Linked DNA regions of Homo sapiens: region 1 is linked to region 2. The links are chromatin loops, found by intact Hi-C in ENCODE. Cell type or tissue: endothelial cell of umbilical vein. All regions are shown on one strand.

Region 1 (8,000 bases), 680 kb before region 2:
CACTCACAGATTCTAAGTACACATATCTTTTGGGAGAGGCCAGCATTTAACCCACTACATAAGGCTAATCAGATTCTTCTACTTATAAATAAATATATATATATACACACATAATTTTTTAAAAAAATTTCTGCATTTCAAGATATCAAGCAAATAATTTTACAATTTTGACTCTATTCTTAGAGTTTTAGTAAGTTTTGTTTTCTAATGGAAACTTCTATTTTGGCTTAGAGTTCAAAATATATTGATAGAAAAACGTTTATTATTATCTTTTTAATGTCTATACAGTCCATACTAATGTTCCCTTCCTCTTTCTGTTGATGGTAATTTGTTTTTCCTCTCTTTTTCTTTTATTAGTCTTGCTAGAGGTTTATCAATTGTATTTATCTCTTCAATGAACCAACTATTGTCTTCAATGATTTTCTCTTCTAAATTCTTTCTGTTTTATTGATTTATATTCTTATCTATTATTTCCTTCTCTTGTTATTTAACTTTTCTGTTCTTTTTCTAACTTCTTGAGATAAAGCATAAATTATTATTTTTGATCTTTTAGAATCTTCTACTATATGCACTTAAGGCTATATATTTTCCTTAAACAACTCATTTGATACCATTCTCCCACTTTCAGTATTACATATATTAATCATCTTTGATTTCAAAACATTTTAAATTTGCGTTGCCATTTATTTTTGGATCCATGTGTTATTTAGAAATACATTATTCAATACCCAAGATAGCAGGGATTTCCTAGTTTTTTAAAATTATCTACGTATAGCTTGATTCCATTATGTTCAGAGAACATACTCTGAATGATTTTAGTCCTTTGAATTTGTTGAGGTTTGCTTTATAACCAAATATTGAATCTATTTTGACAAATGTTCCATGTGTACTGAAAATAGCATATATATTTTATTGTTGAGTGTAGTGTTGTATGTATATAAATTAGATCAAGTTTCTTATTATTCAAATCATATATCTCTACTGACTTTTTATCTGCTTGTTTTATTAGCTATTGAAGGAAGTATGTCAAAGTCCTAGCAAGGAATATGTATTTAAAAACTTTTCTTTTCAGTTTTCTTTATTTTTTCATGTCTTTCTTTTACATCTATATTACTTATTCATAGAGGTTTAAAATTCTCAAGTGGAATGATTTCCTTATCATTATATAATATAAACATCCCTTTTATGTTAAGTAAATGTTCTTGCCTTAAAGCATACTGTATCCAAGATCAGCATAATTTTACATAATTTTTTATGAGTGTGTTTATGATATACATGTTTTCATTCATTCATTTACTTTCAACTGTACTAGCTCATAAGCATCATACAGCTTTTGATAATTCAATATAATAATCTCTATTATTATTTCAACTCAATTTATATTTAACGTAATTATATATTTTTATTTATTGTAGGCTTTTCCTTTATCATTTATTCATCTACCTTATACATACATACGCATAGGCACATAATAATTGTAGATATTTATGGGATGCAGTGTGATGTTTTGATACATGTATACATTATCTAAAATTCAAGTCAGAGTATTTAGCATATCCATTGCCTCATACATTACTTTTCATGTTCTTTTTCTTCTCAGTTCTTGCATTATTTGAATGAATAATATATTTTTATTATACCATTTTTCTTTTCTCAACCTTATAGTTATATGTTTTTTAGTCTTGTTTTAGTGATTTCCATAGAAGTTACAACATGCATTTTGACTTACTGTGGTCTATTATAAATTATTATTTCTACCACTTCCCTGATAATGTGAGAATTTCAGAATAATTGAATTCCATTTATTTTCATCCTCGCCTCTTGCATTCTTATTGACATGCATTTTAGTTCAGCAGACACCTCAGACCCCACAGGCCATTATTATTATTGGTGGAGCCAATATTTAGTCAATATTTATTTAAAATTTTTATTGCTCTTTACTCTTTTTGAAGTTTTCTGTTTTACTCTCAGATAACCTTCCTGTTCTTTAAAAATTCCCTTTATTGTCTATTTTAGTGCATGTTTACTAGTGACAAATTATTTTTGTTCATTTGAATATTTTTCACTTTCATTATTGAATGATACTTGTTGTGAATATAGAATTCTAAATTAAAGGTTATTTTCTTTCAGTATTTTAAGAATGTCAGTATCTTTTATCTTTATTCTTTTCTATGAGATCAGTTCTCAGTTTATTATTGCTCCTTTGGAGGTAAATCAGTAGACCAGGAAAAGATCGCCCTTCAGTGTGACTGGGCATCATCCAATTCATTGAGGGCCCAAATAGAACAAAAGGTGGGAGGAAGGTAAATTTGCTCCCTCTGCTTCAGCTGGGACATCCTCTTCTTTTGCCTCAAACATTGGCACTCCTGGTTCTCTGGCCTTTGGTCTTGGACTGAAGCTACACCACTGGCTCCCCTTGACTTCCAGCTTGTGGACAGCAGATTGTGGAATTTTTCAGTCTCCATAAACATATGAGCCAATCCCTCATAATAAATCTACTTACCTACCTATCTGTCTATCATCTATCTATCTATCTATCATCTATCCACCTATCTATCCATATATCATCTATCTATCATCTATCTATCTATCTATCTATCTATCTATCTATCTATCTATCTATCATCTATCTATCCATCTATCTATCTTATCAGTTCTGGTGGGAAAAAAAAAAAACAACTCTGGCTAGTCCAGAAGATTATGTGTCTTTTTTTTTCTGGTTGCTTTAAAAAATATTTTCTCTGTAACTTTTGTTTTTAGCAGTATTATTACAGTTGATCTAATATAATTTTATATACTCATGCTTGATTTATCTTGTTTGGGGTTCACTGAGTTTCTAGAATCTGTGAGTTGGGAGACTTCATTGGTTTTAGAAAATTACTGGCCATTATCTCTTCAAATCTTACTTCCTCCCTGTCCTTCCTATCCTTTCCTTTTGGAACTCCAATTTTATATATGTTAGACCATGTTGTCTTATTGCACTATTCTTTTCTGTGTTTTATTATTTTCCCTGTGTACTTCAATTTGGATAATTTTTATTAAGCTCTTTTCCAGTTTACCAATCCTCCTTCTGCTGCATGTAATCTGTTGCTAACACCATCTAATTTTTTCTTAATTTAGATATTGCATTTTCCAATTCTAGAATGTCCATTTAATTTTTGTATATCTATATTTTTGTTCTTTAGTTACTTTTATCTTTCCATTCATTTTTTTTGTCCCATGTTTCCTTCTATTTTCTTGAACATGATAATAATAGTTATTTTGAAGTCCTTGTCAGATAACTCCAATTCTTAGATCATCTTTAGTTTAGTTATTACTGTTTGTTTGCTCTCTCTCTCTTTTTTTTTTTTTTTTTTTTTTGGTTATGAGGTCCTGTTTTTGTAACAAGTTTCTTTATTCTTTTTGAATGCCAGTGGTATATCTGCAAAATTGTAGACATCTTAGCTAATAGATTCACCCATTTGATCCTGGCATATCTACTGGTGTCTGATTCCCTCTATAAATCAGGGATTGTGTAAGTCAAGGCTGAATTGAAGATGTGGTACTAATCAGTCTACCCTTAACTAATCAGAAAACTGAATGTTCCTGACTGTTCAGTTTTCAACTCAGAGCTGGATGGATCCTAAACCATAATTATTAGCTTGCAAGACTTTTGAAATCTCTGCTCTGCTTTGCAGATGCTTTTCACTTTGACAAATATACTGAAGAGAGCAATTGTATTTGAGTTTGAAACCTCCCAAATTCCTTCTGGGTTCCTTGTCAATATGCCATATATTAAGATAGTATTGCTACTTAGTAAGCATAGCATTCTTATGGATTCTGCTTGTAATTTTGAGGTTTCTTCACATTTCTGTCAGTTGGCAACCTGCTAATTCTTCTAATGGAGCCAACAGAGGGTGCTATAAATCTAGGGAAGCAAGTGCTATGAACAAATCAAGAGAAGAGTATGTTATACAACTAGAGGGAGTGGGCAATACTGGAGGAGGATAAGGAACTTGTTTATTCCTGTTTGCTTTATGTGAACTTCCTGTTTGCTTCTCATTCCTGCTTATAACATCTCAGGTTCACTTCTTGACACCAACTATGGCAGTTCATTTCAGTCACAATAGTTGAATCTAGCTTGCAGTTTTTCAATTCTTAGAAGAACTAGCCTGCTTGTGCCCCCTCAGAGACACCAGAACCAGCCAGCTGCCACCCTTTTCTCAGACATTGGGGTTACAGGCTCAAGGGTACCTTCCTTCAAACTCAGAGACATTAGCACCAACTGAGTAGCATTCCTTTCTCAGAGGTCCAAATTTTGATGTCCTGGGGTCACTCCTCTAAGCGTTTACATCTTATAAATTCTAATCTCTTCTGTTTAGTACCCCCAAGTCTTGGGTGTAGTAGGTGCTATTTTTTAAAAAAAAAATATTATAAGTTTGCAACTTATAATTGTATAAATGTATGGGGTACAAAATGATGTTATAATTTATGAACACAATGTGGAAACATTAAATAAGCTAGTTAACACAATCATCACCTCAAATACTAAACATTTTTGTGGTGGGAGCATTTAAAATTTACATTCTTAGTAATTTTAAAATACACAATAAATATTATTAACTATATTCACTATGCTGTGCAATGGATCTAAAAATAAAATATATTTCTCCCGTCTAGTTGAGATTTTGCACCCTTTGACCAGCATCTCCCCATTCCTTCCTTCCTCGAACCTTTGCAACTACCATTCTATCCTCTGTGTCTATGAGTTCACTTGTTTTACATTCCCGCTATTGTTACCTTTACCATGCACTAGTGCTCTATTTTTTGTCTTTCAGATCTTCAATTCATAGTGTATGTATACTTTTGTTAAAACAATTGGTATGGGTTCTGTTTCCTGACTTTACTCTAATATGGCACATTTATGGATTTGCAGACAAAATGATTGTGTACGTAGAAAAATCCGAGCGATCAATAGGAAAGCTGCTATTATTATTAAATGATTTAGCACAGTCACAAGATATCAGGTCAAAATACAAAAATTATTTTATTTTTATATACTAGTATTGAAAAAAATGGAAAGAAAAATGCATGTGTAGCAGCATCAAAAAACCCAAAATACTCAGGCATACATTTACCAAACTATATGAAAGTCTGTGCACTGAAAGTTACAGAACATTACTAAGAGAAACGAAATGCCTAAATACATGGAGACATATACCTTGGTGGTTTTAAAATATGTCTACAAATTTGTTGATATTCCTCCCTTGCAGAGTTGAATTCTATTTCCTCTTCCTTTGGATGTGGGCTATATTTGTGAGAATCATGCCATGACCATGAGGACACTCAAGTAGCCCTATTGAGAGGTCTACATGGTGAAGAACTAATGTCTCCTGCCAAGAGCCAGTGAGGAATTGGAGGGCTCTTGTCAACAGCCACCGATGTGCATGGTAACAATTCCTTAGCCCCAGTCAAGCCTTTAGGTGACTTCATCCCCAGCTGCCATCTTGATTACAACCTCATGAGAGACTCTGAGCCAGAACCATCCCTCAAAGCCACTCCCAAATTCTCAAGCCACAGAAAACATGAGGTGATAAATCCTCGTTATTTCAAACCACTAAATTTTGGGGCAGTTATCTACACAGCAGTAAATAACCAATACTCATGTTCATGGATTAAAAGTCTCAATAAGTTAAAGTATCGATTCTCCCCAAATTGATCTTTAGGGTCAATCCCAATCACAATCCGTTAAAAAGCTAAAGACATGTTTTTTTTTTTTTGTAGAAATAAAGCTGATTTTAAAATTTATTTGGAGATGACAATAACCTAGAATATGAAAAAAAGCAAAGTTGGAAGATTTTTCACTACCTGATTTGAAGACATTTGATAAAGCTATTATAATGAAGACAGTGATGGGGATATAAGAATACAGATAAAACTTAACGGAACAGATGGAGTCAAAAAATACATACACACATATATTTTACCAAGATGATTTAAAAAGGAGGAATATATAATATTTTCCAAAAATGAAAATGGAACACCTAGATTTCCATATGGAAATAAAATTAAAACAAGTCTCAATCCTTATCTCATACCAAGTAGAAAAATTTACTTGAAAGCAATCATAGACCTAAACATAAAAACTAAAATTCTTAAACTTTTATTTTGGGCAGGCAAAGGTTTTTTGTTGTTGTTGTTTGTTTGTTTTAACATATCATACCACAATTATGCATCTAGATGTTTACCCAAAAGAAATAAAAACAGATATACACACAAGGAGTTTTATACAATGTTAATATCAATTTTATTAATAATAGTTCAAAGTAGAAGCAATCCAATTGTCCTTCAACATTTAAGGACATTTAACAACATAAAAGATGTTGAGTAAATAAATGGATAAATAAATATGGAAGAATATACTATGTTTATTAAATAGAATGCTCAATAATGTAAATATATTAATTTTCCTAGAGTTGATCTTCAGATTCAACAAAATCTCAACATATAAGTAATAATGTAGACTTCTCACTTTGAAAGTTAAATATATGATTATGATATCTACTGGCATTAGAAAGGCAGTTTGTACAGATTTTGAATGACTATTGAGGAGGTGGGTTTTCTTGCTGAACAAGAAATGAAGACCTCTGAGCTTAGATTTACATCTTGCTGCTCAGGTAATGACTAGTGAGCTAATTCAACAATTGTAGCATAATTTGTGATCAGTGGCTAATTATTATGAACAAATTAGTTGTGCAACAGCCCACGCTAGTTACTAAACTGGCAAATTAAATTCTAGCAGGGCTAGAAATGATGCATTTCCAAAAGTCTGAAACACAGGTGCTCCAACTAGTTTGCCTTTTACTTACTGGTGAATTACTTGTAGCATATACAATATAATAATTATACTGATTGTTTATGACAAGGTGGGAGGATGAAAACTTTGGATTTTCACTGTATTGTATTTAAGGAGACCTCTTGGAAAAGACAACCTTCCTAAAGATGAAAATAGTTATGGGACATTTGAAGACTATGACAATTATTAAAATGCTAGCATAATTTTCTTTCTTTCTTTCCTTCCTTCCTTCCTTCCTTCCTTCCTTCCTTCCTTCCTTCCTTCCTTCCTTCCTTCCTTCCTTTCTTTCTTTTTCTCTTTCTTTCTTTTTTTCTTTCTCTCTCTCTCTTTCCTTCCTTCCTTCCTTCCTTTCTTTTTTCTTTTTTCTTTTTTTTTTTGAGACAGGAGTCTTGCTTTGTCACCCAGCCTGGAGTGCAGTGGCGCGATCTCAGCTCACTGCAACCTCCGCCTCCTGGGTTCAAGCGATTCTCCTGCCTCAGCCTTCCAAGTAGCTGGGATTACAGACGTGCGCCATGTCTCTTTCTTCTCTTTCTTTCTTTCTCTTTCTTTCTTTCTTTCTTTCTTTCTTTCTTTCTTTCTTTCTTTCTCTTTCTTTTTTCTTTCTTCCTTTTTGCTTCTTTCTTTTTCTTTCTCTCTCTCTTTCCCTTCCTCCCTCCCTCCTTCCCTCCCTCCCTCCCTCCCTCCCTCCCTCCCTCCCTCCCTCCCTCCCTTCCTTCCTTCCTTCCTTCCCTCCTTCCTTTTCTTCCCTAATTTTTCTTTCTTTACCCATCACCTAAATGTAAGTATTCACCAGGATTTATCTTTAATACTTTTATTTTCTCAATCTATACCCCTTCCTAGATGATCCTATTCATCCTCTTGCCTTCAACTTTTGCCTATATCATGATAACTTTCCAAACTGTTTCTGACATAGACATTGCTTGGAAATCAAATTGCCTACTAAAAATTTCCACTTAAATGTCCTATTAGTTGTCAAATTCGACATGTCCTAAACAACTCAATATCTATTCCCTTCTCCCCCAATGACTTCACCCAATTTTCTTCAACATAATCGGCAATTCAACATCCACCCAGTCTCCCAAACCTGGAAAGCAAAGATATTTCTAGTCTATTTTCTCCCTCCCTGGTCATGTCCAATTAAACATTAAATCTTATCTATCTCATC
Region 2 (8,000 bases):
GGCATGACGTACAGTGCTATCAGACCTCTTGGGTGACCAGTTGCATTGTCAATGAGTAGTAATTTGAAAAGAAACTTTTTTAAAGAGCAGTAGGTCTCAACATTGAGCTTAAAATATTCAGTAAACCATGCTATAAACACTGAGGTACTGTCATCCAAGCTTTGTTGTCCCATTTATAGAGCACAGGCAGGGCAGACTTAGCATAATTCTCTAGGGCCCTAGGATTCTTGGAATGGTAAATGGACACTGACTTCAAGTCACCAGCTGCATTAGGCCTTAACAAGAGAGTCAGACTGTCAGACTGTCCTTTGAAGCTTTGAAGCCAGGCATCCCCTCTCTAGCTGTGAAATTCCTACGTGGCATCTTTAGCCAATAGAAGACTATTTAATCTACATGGAAAATGTGTTGTTTCGTGTATTCAACTACATCACTGATCTTAGCTAGATCTTCTAGATAACTTGCTGCAGCTTCTACATCAGCATTTGATGCTTCACATTGCACTTTTAAGTTATGAAGGTGGCTTATTTCCTTAAACCTCATGAACCAACCTTTGCTAGTTTCTAACTTTTCTTCCACAGCTTCCTCACCTCTCTCAGCCTTCCTAGAATTGCAGACAGTTAGCATTCTGCTCTAAATCAGTTTTGGCTTAAGAGAATGTTGTGGCTGGTTTAATCTATCCACACCACTAAAGCTTTCTCCATATCACCAATAAGGTTGTTTTGCTTTCTTATATCATTCGTATGCTTACTGGGATAGCACTTTTAATTTCCTTCAATAACTTTTCCTTTGCATTCACAGCTTAGCTAACTGTGTGGCACTAGTGGCATAGCTTTCAGCATTTTTCAGCTTTCAACATGCCTTCCTCACTAAGCTTAATCGTTTCTAGTTTTTTATTTGAAGTGAGAGATATACAACATTTCCTTCACTTGGAACACTCAGAGGCCAATGTAGGGATATTAATTGTCCTAATCTCAATATTGTTGGGTCTCAGGGAATGGAGTGGCCCAAGAAGAAGGTGAGACAGGAATTGTCAGTCAGGGGAGTAGTGAGAACATATACATTTGTCCATTCAGTTTACCATCTCATATGGGCTCGATTTGTGGCACTCCAAAACTATTACAATAGTAACATCAAGATCACAGATCATCATAAGAGATACAATAATAATGAAAAAGTTTGCAAGAACTATCAAAATGTGACACAGAGACATGAAGTGAGCACATGCTCTTGGGAAAATGGTGCCAAAAAGTTGTTAGACACAGAGTTGCCACGAATCTTCAATTTGTAAAAAATCCATTACCTGCAAGGTACAATAAAGTGAAGCACAATAAAACAAGGTATGCCTGTACTCTATTTGTACTATATATGGCTTCTAGAAATAAAATCTCTCATGTGTAAGGTTCTAGCCTTCTATGAGTTCCACCTGGTTTTTAGAAACTAATTTTGAAACCATCTAAATTTTCCAGTGATGCAATTTTATTAAGTTATTCCCACATCTCTAATTGCTCTGGTCTGGCAGATCTGAGCATCCAATTACTCACTAAATATAAATAAATAATAATTATGGGCCAGCAGATATAATCTCAAATTGATACTAGGCTATTAGTGAGTTCTGCAAAACCTAAATCCTAATAATAATTAACAGCAAAAATGGGCTTAAACAGATTCATGAAACACCAATCCTCCATGGTGTAAAACTGGACTGTAAATAAGGACTCCTGGTCACAATCCAACTGGTATTTTTAGATCATTGACATGGGTGCTCTTCAGTGGCAAAGGGGGGATTTAGGGAGAATATCTATCTATCCATCCATCTACCCATCCATCCATCCATCTATCCATTCACCCACCCACCCATCCCCTCCTTTATGCTGATACTTTATTTTTGTGTGTGTTTTGTTTTTTAAACTCTAACCAGGAACAGACCCAAAAAAGGACTGACTGAGAACTGTTCAGAAGAGCCACTTATTAAAACTAAAATACAACGGTTGTATTAGGAAGGTATACTCCAATGTTTAAATAAATCATTTTTAAATGCCCTAGCAATATTAGGGGTACACTGTATAGCTAATTCATCATAGCAGAGAGGCAGCACAATTTAAAACACATATTCAGAACAATAACTACACTGAGTTTCTCTAGGCAATGTACTGGTAGTACCTGTTCTTAATATCTTTTCATACTAAATTACCTCTTTTGTGTTATATCTGGAATTCTGAGCTCTCAAACAAGTTCTCTGAATAAAAATTACCCATTTTAAAATTACCATTTAGTACTTTGTGTTGTCAGAAATGTAAACTTCAAAATCACAGAATGATAGTCTTAAAGACTAGGAGAACTTTAAGGCAATTTTTAGCCTCATCCAGCACAGGCTTTATCTCTATAATATCTTACAGACAAAGCATCATCCAGCATCTGCTTGAACAGATCCAGTGCCTAGTAGCTCACCACTTTTTTAAAAAGCTCAGTTCAAGGATATCATTTTTTTACCTAAAAACGAATATTGCCTTTTTATACAGAAAGAATTCTTTCTCTCTTGAAAGACACTGCCTATAGTTTTTCATTTGTGCATTTTATATTTATTTGTTTTCAATTTAACCCCAATTGCCTCTGATAAAGACTGTGGGCATCCTACAATAAAATATTTAAATTCAAGTTTGTGAAAGTCTGTGTGTAAAAACTTAAAAACCCACAACAAAATGTGTATTAGAAAAGAAAGTATACCAATTGTCTAACCTCACTAACAGCGTTACTGTGAGCATTTAATATAGTCCTGAACTTCCTAGCAGCCAAAGCCAACAGAGGCACTAGTAACAGTGGTCTCATTATCTAATTTTAAAATTTATTAAAAATAAAACAAAGAAGACTTGCTAGCTCATTAGTTCTTTAAAAGGGAGTAACTCTTGATATTGTGAAGAATTATGAGTCCTCATAAAGGGAACACTAACCACATAACAGATATTACAATTTAACAGTACACAGAAACATCCTTACATGGCATTACTCCCATCCACCCTACCCCTAGGTAACCACTAGTCTACCTTCTGTCTCTATAGATTTGCATATTCTGGACATTTCATACAAATGGGATCATACAATATGTGGTCTTTGTGACTAACTTCTTTCAGGTAGTATAGTGCCTTCAAGATGCATCCATAATGTTGCATGTATCAGTATTTTTTCTTTTTAGGGATGGATAATATTTCTTCTATGGATATACCACATTTTATTTATTTATCAGTGGATGAGCATTTGAGCTGGTTCCACTTTGCTATTGTTTAAATATTTGTCCCCTCTAAAGTTCATGTGGAAATATAATCCCCAATGTGGCAGTACTGAATGGTAGGGCCTTTAAGCGATTGGGTCATCAGGGCAGATTCATGAATTAATGGATTAGTGGGTTCATGGGAGTAGGACTGGTGGCTTTATGAAAAGAGGAAGAGAGAACTGAGCTTGCATGCTCAGCCCCCTTACCATGGGATGCCCTATACTGCATTGGGACTCTTGCAGGGAGTCCCCACTAGCAAGAAGGCTCTCACAAGATGTGGCCTGTTGACCTTGGACTTCTCAGCCTCTATAACTGTAAGAAATAAATTCCTTGTCTTTATGAATTTCCCAGTTTCAGGTATTCCGTTATAAGCAGCAGAAAATGAACTAAGGCACAGTTTTTGGCTATCATGAAGAATGTTGCTATTAACATTCATGTACACGTTTTTGTGTGGACTTATATTTTCGTTTCTCTTGAGTATATACAACTAAAAGTAAATTTGGTGGGTCACAGAGTATTCTATATTTAACCTTTTGAGGCACTGCCAGACTGTTTTCCATTCTTACCAGCAATAGTTAGAGGTTCCAATTTCAGAGAGCTCTTTTTTAGTCACTATTCCAACTCTCCACAGAGAAGAAAAGCCATCTATAAAATCTGAATCACATCACAAATAGCTCAGAAGACCGAATTCAGAACTGGATTACAGCATGCTCCAACTTAATCTCACACCCAGCTCTATATGATAGGGTTTGGTTAAAGGTAGTACAATGCAAGATTAAAGCGACATTTTATACCTACTAATCTATCTTCCAGATGAAGTTCCCACAAATTTTCAGGTTAGGTAACCATACATGTGAACCATAACGGCTCACCAATAAGGAGTGAACTGTATCACCATGGTTCAGGCCACACATCCACTAATTAATAATTTTTCATTTCTTCTTTGTTTACTTCTGAAAGTCAGAGAGTCTCAAAATATGGTCTAGGGACTCCTGAGGGAGCTTAAGACCTTTTTGGTGGCTCAAGGTCAAAAATTCTTCATAGTAATACCAAGATGTTATTTGTCTTTTTCTATTCTCATTCTTTCACAAGTGTAACATTTTCAAGATACTACATGACAAATAAGATAGAATATCGAAGATGCCATGAGAATACAGTCGTCATCTATTAAGCCACACATTAAAGATATTTGCCAAAATGTAAAACAATGCTACTTTTCTATTTTTCATAAACATAGGTACTATTTATAACATATAGTGGGCTCATTATTTGTAAAATTATTTTAAAAATATTCTTTACATTTCTTAATTTTTGAAAGATAAATATCAATAGATATGTCCTAAACAATAGTCCTTGGAGTCTTCAACAATAAAAGAGTAAAGATATTTTAAGACCAAAAAGTTTGAGAACCACTGCTTTAAGTAAAAGCGTTATTTCCGTGATAAGATTAAAAAATAATTTTGGGTTTTGAAATTCAAACAAATATTTAATTCTAAAAGCCCCACATTATATTCATTCAACAAAAATTCATTTAATGCCTATAACGTATATACCAAATATTATGCCAGTATACTGTAGCATTCTTGCAATTATTCACCACTGTTCATTTCCTGTCTATAAAATAAACGAGGAGAAAAGATGTGTTCACACGATAAAATTATGGCATATTTCACTGTATTGAAATGCACAGGTCGATTGTTACAATTACTGTGACTACTTTGCCATCTTGTGTTCAGTAATGAAATTGCACATTATTGTAATTACTTCCTGTCAACTGCTGAGGAAAGGTGTTAAAATATGCAACTGTAGTTAAGGATTTTAATTCTACCCCTCAATTCCATCAATGTTAGCTTCATGCCTTTTGAATCTTTTCTATCACAGGCATAAACAGTTTTCCTAATGAAATGACCCTTTTTATCATTATAAAATGTCTATACCTCTGGTAAGATTCTTTGCCTCATAATCCTTTTTATCAGATACTAATATAGTCCAACCAATAATAAAATTTACTAGCTGGATAGCATACTTTTTCCCAAACATTTACGTTTAGCCTATTTGTGTTTTTAAAGTATACCTCTTATAGACATCATGTAGTCAGGTCTTGATAATACATACATCTACACATGGGTGCACACAAAGAGATAATCTCTATATTATCTATAATTAAGATAATTATCAATAGATAATTATAATTACATGATAGATAATTATTATAAACTATCATTTATAATAGTTTTAATTAGAGTGCTCGATTCATTTACACTTAATTATTAATATGGGAGATTTTACTAATCTCCCTCCCAGCCCCAAGTTTTCTGTTATATGTCTCTGTTTCTCTTTCCCTGCCTTCTTTTGGGTTAACCAAACTTTTTTTAGAATTTCATTTAATCGATTGGCTTTTTGGCCTTCCTCTTTAAATTATTTTTTAAGTGATTGTTCTAGGAACTGTAGTATATATCCTCAACTTTTACCTGCTTACTTAAGAGTTAATATTGTATGCCTTCCCACGTAATATAAGAACCATTTACTGCTCTCTAACTCCTATCCTTTAACTCCACAATACAATGTTATAACTTTTAAAGTCATGTATTTTTTATATGTATTTTTATAAAATGAAGAGGACAAAAAGTAGTATTTTCTCTTACATATTTACCACCTCCTAAATATCTGAACTTCTATCTGGTATCACTAACTTTCAACCTGATGAATGCCTTTTAGCATCTATCTTATATTGCAGATCTACAGGTAATAAATTTCCAGTTTTGGTTTATCTGAAAAAGTCTTTATTTCATCTTTATCCTTCAAGAATTCTGTCTCCCTACGGGTATAGAATTCAGGGTTGATGGTGTTACTTTTCCTTCAGCAGTCGTTTTTATTATTTCCTAGTGTGTTTTCTCTGGCAGCTTTCCAGATTTTCTCCTTGTTAGCTTTTAGCAGTTTAGGATGTGCCTAGATGTTATTTTCTTTGTATTAATTATGTTTAGATTTGCTAAGCCTCTGAATTTACAATTTATGTCTCTCACTAAATTTGTAAAATATATGGCCACTATTTCTTCAAATATTTTTCTGCCCCATTCTTTCATTCCTTTCCTTCTAGAATTCCAATGACACATTTATTAAACATTTTTATTTTGTCTGACAGGCCCCTGAGTCCCTGTTCATTTTATTTCTGATAATTTTCCTCTCTGTTCTTCAGATTTGACATTTATATTCATCTATCTGCAAGTTCATTAAGTCTTGTCTATGTTGCCACCAATCTGCTATTAAGCTCATTCAACAAATTTGTTATTTCATGTATTTTTCAATTCTAAATTTCTATTTTTTAGTTTCTATTCTTCTGAGAGTTTCTATTTTTTATTCATTATATCCATACTTTCCTTTGTTTGTTTGCTTTTTTGAGATGGAGTCTCACTCTGTCACCCAGGCTGGAGTGTAGTGGTGCAATCTCGGCTCACTGCAACCTCTGCTTCCAGGGCTCAGGTGATTCTCCTACCTCAGCCTCCCGAGTAGCTCAGACTATAGGCATGGTCTAATTTTTTGTATTTTTAGTAGAGACAGGGTTTCACCATGTTAGCCAGGATGGTCTTGATCTCCTGATCTCGTGATCCACCCACCTCGGGCTCCCATACTGCTGGGATTATAGGCGTGAGCCACCACGCCGGGCCTGTATCATATATTCTTTTACTTACTTACTTAGCACAGTTATAAATAGTGCTTTAAAATACTTGTGAACTAAGTTCAACATCTGGATCATCTCAGAGTCAGACTCCAATAACTGCCTTTTCTCTTGAGTATATCTAGTAACTTTGGATTATATTCTGACCTTATAAATATGTTGTAGAAACTTTGGATTCTGTAATATTCCTGCAAAGATTATTGACTGTTTTAGTAGGCAATTAACTCGACTGGACACAACTCCAAACTGGTTCCCCTTTGCTGGGGTGAAAAATGAAGCCTCTGTTCAACGTTTTCAGCCTTCAGGTAGCATAGAGTCTGTCCCGTATACAAGATTTAGACAGTTTATACCCTTCTCTGAATCTTTTTCTGGATCTTCTCCCCTTCCAGTTACCGCAGATGCCCCAACTTCTGACATCTAGTTATTCAAGCCAGTAAGACTTTGAGTCTCCACCTGAGTTTTCACCTTCACAGCACGAACACACACACATAACCTCAAGTTCAATGCCATAAGAAATGGGAAACTCACACAGTGACATCCCTTCTTCTACATATAGATGACTGTTCACCAGTCATCTTCACCAGTTTTGATTGTTCACCAGTATCTTTAGATAGTATTTTAAAATATGTGGTCTGAGTTTATAGTTGGCATTTGTTGGAGTCTTGATCTAACAGGAGATAATCAGCTATAATCACTGAAACTCTGCATATTATTTTAGAGCACTCGGCAATAAAACTTTCCAACTTCAATGAAGACAAATGGAAAATAAATTAATGAAAGACAAATTGATTTTATAATAATTTAAAGTAAATGTGGTATCGGTATATTCAAGAATGTTAACTAAAAAGGCTTAAAAGCTGCTAGGACAACAGAGAACTTAGGACTTCCGAATTAAAAGCATTCATTTGTCTCCCACATGCTGAAAACTTTCTAAAATGGCTGTAAAGGATAAATAAGACATAAAATCACAGAGCTACAGAAATCAGAAGAGATGACAGCAACTAAGTTCTGGAAGCCTGAAAACCAAACAGATGAGTAATAACATACTTAGAAGAA

The links. Peaks named below come from ENCODE experiments on the same cell type or tissue, not always from the same donor. Only the 100,000 strongest peaks of a DNase experiment are listed, where the experiment ranks them.
Region 1: it touches region 2 in a loop (30-fold over the local background); 2 of 110 quality-filtered maps call a loop at or near these places.

What each region holds. Positions count from the first base shown.
Region 1 is chr6:84,565,066-84,573,065 of GRCh38, reverse strand. No RefSeq gene overlaps it. Among named protein-coding and RNA genes, the nearest start is that of LINC01611, 94 kb to the right of the region's middle. In endothelial cell of umbilical vein, no CTCF peak of the experiment used is centred here; a DNase peak (open chromatin) is centred at 3,885.
Region 2 is chr6:83,881,639-83,889,638 of GRCh38, reverse strand. The region is part of intron 4 of RIPPLY2-CYB5R4 (RIPPLY2-CYB5R4 readthrough); the gene reads right to left. The region is part of intron 2 of CYB5R4 (cytochrome b5 reductase 4); the gene reads right to left. Among named protein-coding and RNA genes, the nearest start is that of CYB5R4, 26 kb to the right of the region's middle. RefSeq lists a silencer at 4,954-5,023. In endothelial cell of umbilical vein, a CTCF peak has its summit at 4,996 (motif pointing left); DNase peaks (open chromatin) are centred at 4,958 and 6,168.